Regions from separate parts of the Homo sapiens genome. Here region 2 is linked to region 1. A link is a contact called in ENCODE Hi-C or POLR2A ChIA-PET data. All regions are on one chromosome and are shown on one strand. The core of a region is the stretch at or near the end of the contact, and the rest is flanking DNA. Distances in the headings are between cores, read along the strand shown.

What was found. A loop is a pair of places that touch in the nucleus more often than their neighbours do. ChIA-PET counts read pairs that join two places held with the same protein, here RNA polymerase II (POLR2A). Pooled maps may share reads with other maps.
Region 2: a map of K562 shows a loop between it and region 1 (2.6-fold over the local background). The contact joins two enhancer-like sites. A Hi-C loop is called at or near these places in 10 of 168 maps with a recorded cell type or tissue (A673, CD4-positive, alpha-beta T cell, CD8-positive, alpha-beta T cell and 7 more) and 10 of 50 pooled maps. POLR2A ChIA-PET finds 5 or more read pairs at or near these places in 16 of 52 experiments (CD4-positive, alpha-beta T cell, GM12878, H1 and 10 more).

The regions. Positions count from the first base shown.
Region 1 is chr12:50,554,887-50,560,015 of GRCh38, forward strand. All of the region lies in intron 1 of DIP2B (disco interacting protein 2 homolog B), which reads left to right. Among named protein-coding and RNA genes, the nearest start is that of DIP2B, 52 kb to the left of the region's middle. Within about 2 kb of position 2,090, at least 4 of the 41 ENCODE cell types and tissues checked have a DNase peak (open chromatin) inside an H3K27ac peak, as active enhancers do.
Region 2 is chr12:50,594,974-50,600,102 of GRCh38, forward strand. The region is part of intron 1 of DIP2B (disco interacting protein 2 homolog B); the gene reads left to right. Among named protein-coding and RNA genes, the nearest start is that of DIP2B, 93 kb to the left of the region's middle. Within about 2 kb of position 2,603, at least 13 of the 41 ENCODE cell types and tissues checked have a DNase peak (open chromatin) inside an H3K27ac peak, as active enhancers do.

The sequences.
Region 1 (5,129 bases), core at 840-3,339:
GCTCCCGAGTAGTTGGAACTAAAGGCGCGCGCCACCACGCCTGCCTAATTTTTTGTATTTTAGTAGAGATGGGGGTTTCACCGTGTTGGCCAGGATGGTCTCTTGTCTCCTGACCTCATGATCTGCCTGCCTCAACTTCCCAAAGTGCTGGGATTATAGGCGTGAGCCACCGCGCCTGGCTGACATATCCCATTTTTTATCTCTTTTTTGGAATATAATATTCTTGCCCTCAACTCTTCCTAGTGTCCCCCATTCTAGAGACCCTCTGTTTGCCCTTCTAGAAAATAACTGCAGTCTTCTGTAGGGTGAGGAAAAGACATTCATTCTCTTGGCTTCCTGGAAGAGGAGAGAGGATCTAGGAGTCTTTTCTTATCTTCCTGTTTATAACGTTTTGCCACCATTTCCAGAGGGAATTGGTTCTCCCCTTCCTATGTATTTTCATAGTGTAAGTCTCTTCACCACCTTCCCATCCCTACCCTGTGTTTGCCACTTAGGATTCAGCTTTCTTGGCTCTGCTGAGACATGTATTGCTTATCTACCTGCTTTCCAAATTTCAAATTTTGTCGCTGCTATCACTTTGGTTCTTTTTTGTCCTTATGGTTAATGCTTATGTTTTCCTCCCTACTCATTCAGTGAGGTATGAGAAAGAACAGAGGCTGTGCACTCATTCTGCTATCTCTGACTGGAAGTTGCCCGAGCTGCCCTTTATCTCCTCTCTTCTCACTTTTTATCTGCCTTTTATCTATTTGTCGCCTCTGACTTCTGACTTTTACCCTCATCTTGTTCCAAGCCCAGTCATCTTTAATACTTACTTTTTCCATCTCATTGGGCCTCTCACCTCTTGTTTCCTTTCACCCCATGCTTGTTTGGCGCCTCATGTCCTCCTCTTACTTCTAGGGGCCTCCCTGAGCAGAGTAGGGAGGCCCCTTCTTTCCTTTTGCTTCTTGTCAGTTTCCCATCTCTCCTGTGCTTCTCTGCTTCACTGATATACGAAACACACATATCAAAGGATAGCCTGGCCATGTTTGTGTAGCAGCTCAAGAAACTATTCTGAACAGCAGCAAAAACCACACACCAATCTTTAGAAATTAAATCTTTGTTGATTTAGCATGTCCTGCTTCTCTTCTTCTTGCTATCTATTGTCCCGTGTCACATCTCTGACTCTTCATTGTTTTTTTTCCCCCCAAGATGGAGTCTTTCTCTGTCACCCAAGCTGGAGTGCAGTGGCGCGACGCTCACTGTAAGCTCTGCCTCCTGGGTTCAAGCAATTCTCCTGCCTCAGCCTCCCAGCCACCTGGGATTACAGGTGCCTGCCACCACACCTGGCTAATTTTTGTATTTTTAGTAGAGACGGAGTTTTACCACATTGGCCAGGATGGTCTCGAACTCCCGACCTCGTGATCTGTCCATCTCAGCCTCCCAAAGTGCTGGGATTACAGGCATGAGCCATAGTGCTGGGATTACAGGCGTAAGCCATCGAGCCCGGCCGACTCCTCATCTTTTTACTAACTGTTCACCTATTGATACATCATATTCCTTGTAGTGTTTTGCCACTATGAAGACAGGTATTTACTTTTTAAGTAAAATAAATATTACTAATAGTAAAACAGCCGTTTTACTGGGAGTTAGAAGGGCTGTTTATTGACTTAAATGACACTATGTATTGTGAGACTTTTTTTTTTTTTGAGATGGAGTCTCGCCCTGTCGCCCAGGCTGGAGTGCAGTGGCTCACTGCAATCTCTGCCTCCCGGGTTCAAGCGATTCTCCTGCCTCAGCCTCTCCAGCAGCTGGGACTACAGGCGCATGCCACCACACCTGGCTAATTTTTTGTATTTTTTTTGAGACAGAGTTTTGCTCTTGTTGTCCATGCTGGAGTGCAGTGGTGTGATCTTGGCTCACTGCAACCTCCACCACCCAGGTTCAAGTGATTCTCCTGCCTCAGCCTCCCAGGTAGCTGGGATTACAGGCATTCGCCACCACACCCAGCAAATTTTTGTATTTTTAGTAGAGACAGGGTTTCTCCATGTTGGTCAGGCTGGTCTTGAACTCCTGACCTCAGGTGATTCACCTACATCGGCCTCCCATAGTGCTGTGATTACAGGCATGAGTCACCGCGCCCGGTGCATTTTTTTGTATTTTTAATGAAGACAGGATTTCACCATGTTGGCCAGGCTGGTCTTGAATTCCTGACCTCAAATGATCTGCCTGCCTCCGCTTCCCAAAGTGCTGGGATTACAGATTTGAGCCACCTGGTCGGTATTGTGAGACTTTCTGAATCACTGAGCCTTGATTCTTTATCTATAAAATGGAGATAATAAGCTCTTCCTACTTTATAGGACTTGAAGAAGCAAATGGGAGAGGGTGAGTGAAAGTGGGAAGCTCTGAAATGATTTTTAATTTGTGTGCCCCACACACCTTGCCTTCCATAGATGGTCCAGGCTGTGGTCTGGTTGCTGCTTTCCTGTGTGTGGTGCATGGACACAGGCAGGAGTGAGTAGATTCCCAGAGGACCTACTATGGCTTGGATGATCTCTCCACTTTGGGGCGGGCACCATCCCCTCCATGTCTTCTTAGATTGTTAGATATAAAGCATCGGCTGTACATTCTTACTTTACACACTAATGTTCTCACAACAGTGGCAGGGCCTTCCTAGGCAGAGGACATCTACAAAGAGTGGATGATGGTGGCTGCCACCTGCTGAACTGTGGCTAATGGGCTGCTGGGTGGGGGGATATTGCCTGAGGGATCTGCTGGAGCCCATGGCAGGCAAAAGCCAGCAAAAATTTGTTACTGTTATTGTGACTACATCTGTATGCATGAACCACTTAGCTCTAGAGGAATTTTGGTTACATAAGCTTAGTGGTGGCTTAGTAAATGGATTCTGCAGTTCTTGTTGTTTCTCCCAGATTGAACTTGCCTTTCTGCCATATGATTGGCACTACTGATTGTTGAATCATTTCTTCCAGAACAAGGAAAAATGCCAGGCGTGGTGGCTCCCACCCATAATCTCAGCACTTTGGGAGGCTGAGGTGAGAGGATCGCTTGAGCCCAGGAGTTTGAGATTAGCCTATGTAACAGAGAGACCCCATCTCTATAAAAAACAAAAAATAAGGAAAATACATACATAAATGTTAGTGTTATAGATGGTAAAAAGTGAACAAATGTCAACACAATGCAATATAAATTATCACGTTTCAGCTGAGCGCGGTAGCGTCCTAAGCCTGTAATTCCAGCACTTTGGGAGGCCAAGGTGGGAGGATCGCTTGAACCCAGGAATTCGAGACCAGCAACATAGTGAGACCCCGTTTCTACAAAAAATATTCACAAATTTCAAGATTTATGGAGTTTTATTATATGATCTAGTTCAGAAACTTTTTAGATATGACATTGTTTTGATCAGTCTCCTGTACCCTTAGGGGTAGCACAAGTAATAGGAAAAACAAAATAGGTCTAGATGCAGCAGTGCTGGTTGAAGATGTCTGGGTGATTTAAGTTTCTGTGTTCCTGCCAGGGGTAATAATTGAGAATCATATATAAGGGAACCTTAGGAACCCTCTATTCTAACACTGTTTACAGATGTGGAAATGGAGGTACTGAGAGGTGACTTGGTTTTCTTGAGGCCACACTGTTTGCAGCACTGTATTTCTGAACTTGTATTCTAACATCTCAAGTAGCAAAAAGTGGAAATGAAAAACAATTGAGGGAGCTATCAGTCAGAGATGGTAGAATGAATATCTCTAATAGCCCCTGTTTTTTCCTCATACCTCATTAAATGACAGTAAGAAAAAGCATTAACTCAGAAGAACAAAACAGAACTGCAGAAGAGAGAACAGCAACACAATTTTGGAAACTGGCAAGTGGGTAGATGAACGATTACTGACTTAGTGGCAATGGGGGAGCAAGGCCGTTTACACTTTGAAAACCCAGAAGGCTCAGGAGTGGGTGCACCAGTTCCCTCTGGAAATGGGGGCAAAAGTGGGTTGCAAAGAGAAGGATTCACTGAAAGTTTAAGAAAAGACTCCAGAGCCTCCCTCTTCTTCTATGAAGCCAAGAGAATGTCCTTTCCTTACCCTAGCAGAAGACTGGAGATTTATTTTCTGCAAGGGGAAAATAGAGAGTCTCTAGAATAGGGAACACCAGGTGCAGGTGAGGGCAAGGAGAGCATACTGTCAAGCTCTTCCAATTTGTATATAATTCTTTCCATACCCAGTAGCATGTACCAAGGTGGATTCAGTTCTAAACTCAGAACATGGGTGATTAGGTGATCACCCCAGTACTTCCCCAAGGGACAGACTTCTTATTAACTCCTCTCCACTGAGTACATCACTAAGGCCTTTGGGTGACATTTTATTTTTCCTTTTCTTTCTTCTCCTGTAATTTAGTAGTTAATCTTCACAGAAAAGAGGAAGATGGTGTAATTATTTGTCTTTTTTTTTTTTTTTTTTGCTGGGCTGGCATAACAAAATAATGACGTTTAAAAGATTCAAGGGTAGATATTTTCTTTGGTATTATACCAATTTTATCTCAACAGTTTGACTAACCAACAATTGGTCCTTAAAAAAAATATTATTAGGCTGGGCATAGTGTCTCATGCCTGTAATCCCAGCATTTTGGGAGGCTAATGTGGGAGGATTGCTTGAGCCTAGGAGTTTAAGACCAGCTGGGGCAACATAGCAAGATCTGGTCTCCACAAAAAATTAGCCAGGTGTGGTGGTGCATCCCTATAGTTCCAGCTACTTGGGAGGCCAAGGTGGTAGGATCACTTCAGCCCAGGAAGTTGAGGCTGTAGTGCACCACTGCACTGTAGCCTCAGTGACAGAAACCACACACACACACACACACACACACACACACACACAATTTCTAGTACCATAGGTCTTTAACACTTACAAGGTATCATAGATGTTTTGGCCTTGGGAGTGGGGATGGAATACAAAGATATTTAAAATTAGTCTTTGCCCTTGTAGAGGGGTGAAATGTAGCACACCAAATTTAATACAACCGTTGTTCTTGTGTGCCTGTGTACAAGTATAAGCCGTGTAAAGATTTTTAAAAATATATCTTGTTTCCTACCCTCATAGGGTTTACAATCGAGAATGATCTTTCTCAGCCAGGCATGGTGGCTCATG
Region 2 (5,129 bases), core at 1,353-3,852, 41 kb after region 1:
CATTTAACTGTAATGTAGTACTATGTGCTTTGACATTTTCTTTTTATTGAAAGAAATATCTACTTTGAATAACATGATATGTTTTAAAAATGATTTTCATACTACTGTTAAGTTAAATTGGCCATATAAATTAAGCTCAAGCTTGCATTTTAAAAGGAATAAACACATTCACAGCCATTGGCTCTAATAATGAGAGCAAAACCATGCTGACTCTGGTGATGCGTGTTTGCAAGCTAGTCGTGCACACAGTCGTACATTCTCTGACCCTTTGTGTGGTGGTGAATCTGTTTAGCTAGGAGAGTAAACTGGTAAGGTTTTTCATTTTTTAAAAATTTATTTATTTATTTATTTGTTTTGAGACAGGGTCTCACTCTGTCACCAGGGCTAGAGAGCAATGGCTCCCGATCACAGCTTAGCTCAACTGCAGCCTCAACTTGCCTCCCACTTCAGCCTCCCTGGGTAGCTGGGACTACAGGCATGCACCACCACACCTGGGCTTTTTTGTAGTTTTTGTAGAGGTGGTGTTTCACCATGTTGCCCAGGCCAGTCTTGAACTCCTAGGCTCAAGCAATCTGTCTGCCTTGGCTTCCCAAAGTGCTAGGATTACAGGCATGAGCCACTGAGCCCAGCCAGTTTTTTATTAACAGAAAGTATCAAGTACGTCAAGATTATATTTAATGTGGCCATTGAGGAGAATACTACATACATGTTCCTCTAGAACAGTTTTCTTACTTTGTGACAGTTGAACGTATTCAGCAACAAGTCTGTGTATTGATTTACATTATAAAATAAGCCATTTATTCATAGAAGTAAAATCTCCCATGGACTCAAGTAAAAATGTATGAGAAAGTAAATAAATAGCCTCTGGCACGTGACCTCCTGGGAATATATTGAAGTGCTCCCACCGTCTCCTCCTCCACTCTCAGTCTTGCCTTATCACCCTCAAGGAGTAGGATTTCTTTGTACCTTTGTGATCTCCAGTAGTTCCTGGAACATATCTTTCTGCTGTATGTAAGGAATTTATAATGTTCAGTAAAGCAGAATAATTTGATCATACTTTGCCAATAGGTGCTCCCATCTTCATGTAGTATTCTAGTCTGAGAAGTCCATGGCTGTAAGACTTTGGTTCATGTAAGAAGAATTCAAGGTCATTTATGAGTGCTTTGTAGTTGAAGTTCCATGTTTCCAAATTTACTTGTAAGTAAACTTAGTATATCGAAAGGAGTCTTTAACAGGGATAGAATTGTTTTAGAAGTATAAAAGTAAGAATTATAAGTAGAAACAAAAAATAAAAAATTGGGAGAGGGTCTTATGACTCAGTTTTGACTGTATGAGTTTGGTTGTCTCTCTTGCATGGTGGTAAAAACAGATTAACAAAAGAACAGGTATGGATGGTTGGAGGCAGGTCGTTAATATCCATAGCCAGTCTGGGCTGTGGAATCTTAGAGCTTTTCTGCTCATCTCTTCCTAATGGCTGTATAAGTGCCAGACCAGTCTGAGCTTCACTTTTGACCTGTCTCCAGGACTGGGAACCTCTCAGAAGGTTGACCTGGTTTGGATGATCCTAAAAGAGACAGTTTTCAAGTGGAATTAAAATAGACAGAATTCATGGCCAGGTGCCGTCACTGACACTTGTAATCCCAGCACTTTGGGAGGCTGAGACAGTGGATTACTTGAGCCCAGGAGTTTGAGACCAGCCTGGGCAACATGGCGAAACCCCACCTCTACCAAAAATTCAAAACTTAGCCAGTCTCATAACCCAGTCTCTAAATAAATAAATAAACAGATGAAAAAAATAGACTGAGAATTCGGTAACTAAGGAGTTGGATAACCCAAGATATTTAGATAAATCTTATTTACGTGTTTTTAAAAATAGCTGTCACTTGTCTTGGTTAGTTATATTTCCTTAAAACTTGGTGGTTATTACTTTTTATGAAAGAATCATTAGTATTTACTTTAAATGTAGTCAGATATTTATATGAGTAAATATTTCCACTAACTTCTTTTAGAAATTTAAATTTTAAAAGAAATAATTTAGTTTTTTTGTTATGTAGGTAGGGAAACTTACCAATTTCCCCAGTCTTTTGTGAATTCTATGGCCTTTTAGGCAAAACAAGAATATATACCCAGAGACACCATTTATACCAAGGCACTCCACTACACAAACTCTTCTGCACCTTGTTTTTCACATAATTATCTTAGAGAACTTTCCATGTCAACATATGTAGATTTACTTCATTCTTTTTAAGGGCTCAATAGCACATGTTGGAATGGGGAAACTATTAATTATTTGACAACATAACTACTTAAATCATTTAAAAAATATTTTAAGAAAAGGCATTTGAAAATCTGGCATCTTATATTGAAATCTTTGGATCTTTGTCAGTATCATAGTACTTCATCTAAATAATTTTCTTAGTTTATCCATTGGGCAAATAACTGGAGTACGCAGACAGCAGCTATCTCACTTTTTTGATTATTCTAAACAGGGAAAAGGTTAAAAATAAGAGTGTTACCTTAATATAGCACCATTAGGTGGTGCTGAGCCCTTCTATGCATGGAGGAGCGTTAATACAAACGAGCATCACTTCTTTGAATCAGAGGATGGGATGCGTGTTGTCTGATGGATCTGGGGGAGTTTGAGAGGAGGAGAACACAGCACATGGGAGTCAGTGAGGGTGGCTCATGCACATTTCCTGTTCAGTCCTTGACTGAGTCACAAGTGATACAGACTGGCAAGTGTGTGATGACTGCCGACTCCTGTTTAGCCGAAACAACAGAGTGCTTTAATAGTATTTTAGAGCTGCTTTTTTTGTAATTACATTTTCAGTCTTTGTGCACATAAAGTATGCATTAAAGTGAATTCTCACAATTAAGGAGAAGGATGAAAACTGAACAGTCAAGTTCTTTTGATAGTTTTACTCATTGGCTGAGCTGTTTTCAGTCTTTCAGATTTCCTTTTCTTTATGCAAACTTAGTGAGATAAAGTGAGCACGCTTGCTGAACTGAACGGGGTCACACTTAATTCCTTCAGGTTGGGTCCAGAGCAGCCATATGACTGACTGATGTAAGTTTCAGAAATAACTCAAGTAATTTCTAAATATGAGTTTGATTTAGTTTCTTTAATGCCGTCAAGTCATTTGCACCTACCCCACTTTTGCATTACTGAGCAAAGGACTTTTTCTCTTTCCTTTAGAGGAAGGAGAGACCAGGAATCCTGATCATTTATAAAAACTGGGTTAGCCACATAATTAAGGTAATAAGGATGATACTGTCTTGGAAACATTGGATTCAACCTTCATCACAAGATGTGGCCTTCTTGAATATATATATTTAAAAAAAGTTAAGTAGTTTTAATTCTAGACTTACACCCTTAGGGAGAATCTTAACACAAGTCCTTTTGTTGGCCTGCCTTCTGTTCCTCCCTCACACTACCCTCCTTTTCCCTCCCTCAACCCCCTGATTCCATCCTCTTCCTCTTAGAGACTTCTGGAACATATTATTTTACCTGGCTTTTCCACTACTTCTCACATTGCTCTAAAATGTATCCTTTTGCAACACCAAATTCCTCGTGACTGCCACTGCGTCATCTCTCTGGTCATCTATAAATGGATGCTTTTACAAAGCAGCCTGCTCTCCTTTCTCTAATGAGAATATAAAACATCTCCTTTCCCTTTTTTATTCTTTCTTTCAGTTGCAGCTTTGATGATAATCCTTTACCAGCATCTTCCAAGATGTCTTCAGATCCCCTTCCCTCCCCTCCCCCCTCCCCCCTCCCCCTCCCCTCCCCTCCCCTCTCCCCTCCCCCTCCCCCTCCCCCTCCCCTCTCCCCTCCCCTCTCCCCCTCCCCTCTCCCCCTCCCCTCTCCCCCTCCCCTCTCCCCCTCCCCTCTCCCCCTCCCCTCTCCCCCTCCCCTCTCCCCCCTCTCCTATCCTTTCCCATTGAGTGGACACATTTTTGTCTTTCTTTTGGGTAGATTCCTAGAAGAAGTATTGGGTCAACACATATAAACATTAAAAAAAAAAAAAACTCTTGGCTGGGCACAGTGGCTCAGGCCTGTAATCCCAGCACTCTGGGAGTCTGAGGTGGGCAGATTGCTTGAGTCCAGGAGTTCAAGACCAGCCTGGGCGACATGGCAAAACTCCATCTCTACCAAAAAAATACAGAAATTAGCAGGGCATGGTGGCCTGCACCTGTAGTCCCAGCTACTCAGGAGGCTGAGGTGGGAGGATTGCCTAAGCTCTGGAGGTGAAGGTTGCAGTGAACCGAGATGGCACCACTTCACTTCAACCTGGGCCACAGAGTGAGACCCTGTCTCAAAAAAAAAAAAAAAAAATTAAAATTTAAAAACTCTTGAACAGGCTGAGCACGGTGGCTCACGCCTGTAATCCCAGCACTTTGGGAGGCCAAGGTGGGTGGATCTCCTGAGGTCAGGAGTATGAGACCAGCTTGACCAACATGGTGAAACCCTGTCTCTACTGAAAATACAAAAAATTAGGTGGGTGTGGTAGTGCATGCCTGTTATCCCAGCTACTTGAAAGGCTGAGGCAGGAGAATCATTTGAACCTGGGAGGCGGAAGTTGAGTGAGCCGAGATTGCGCCATTGCACTCCAGCCTGGGCAACAGCGCAAGACTCAGTCTCAAAAAAACAAAAAACAAAACAAAAAAACAACTCTTGAACACTGCAATTGTTTCCCCTGAAGGGATGGTCTGATTTCATTATTTCTTCATTTTAACCAGCTATTCGTATAATATAACATAGAAAGCTTGACAGGGTGTAATCATAGCCTTTGTCCAGGGAACTTGGAGTCACTGTTATTTATTAGTGTAACAGCTATTATCAACACCATTTCTATAAAAATTACCTGTTTTCTGCGATGGCAATAGGAGATTTTTGAGATTATGATCTTTTGTATTGTTTTGCTCTTTTCCTGATCATGTAATTTATGACAACAGTTCTCTAAGGACATCCGTATTTATATTCACATTCAACTGCTTCCATTTCCTGCAGCTCAACTGAGCAGGGAAAAAAAATTGAAATATTGAGAACCTTTGTTTTTAATTAGTAAGCTACCTCAAATGTCAGAGATGGTGCAACTTTATAGAATCAGAAAGAACTATTTTCATGA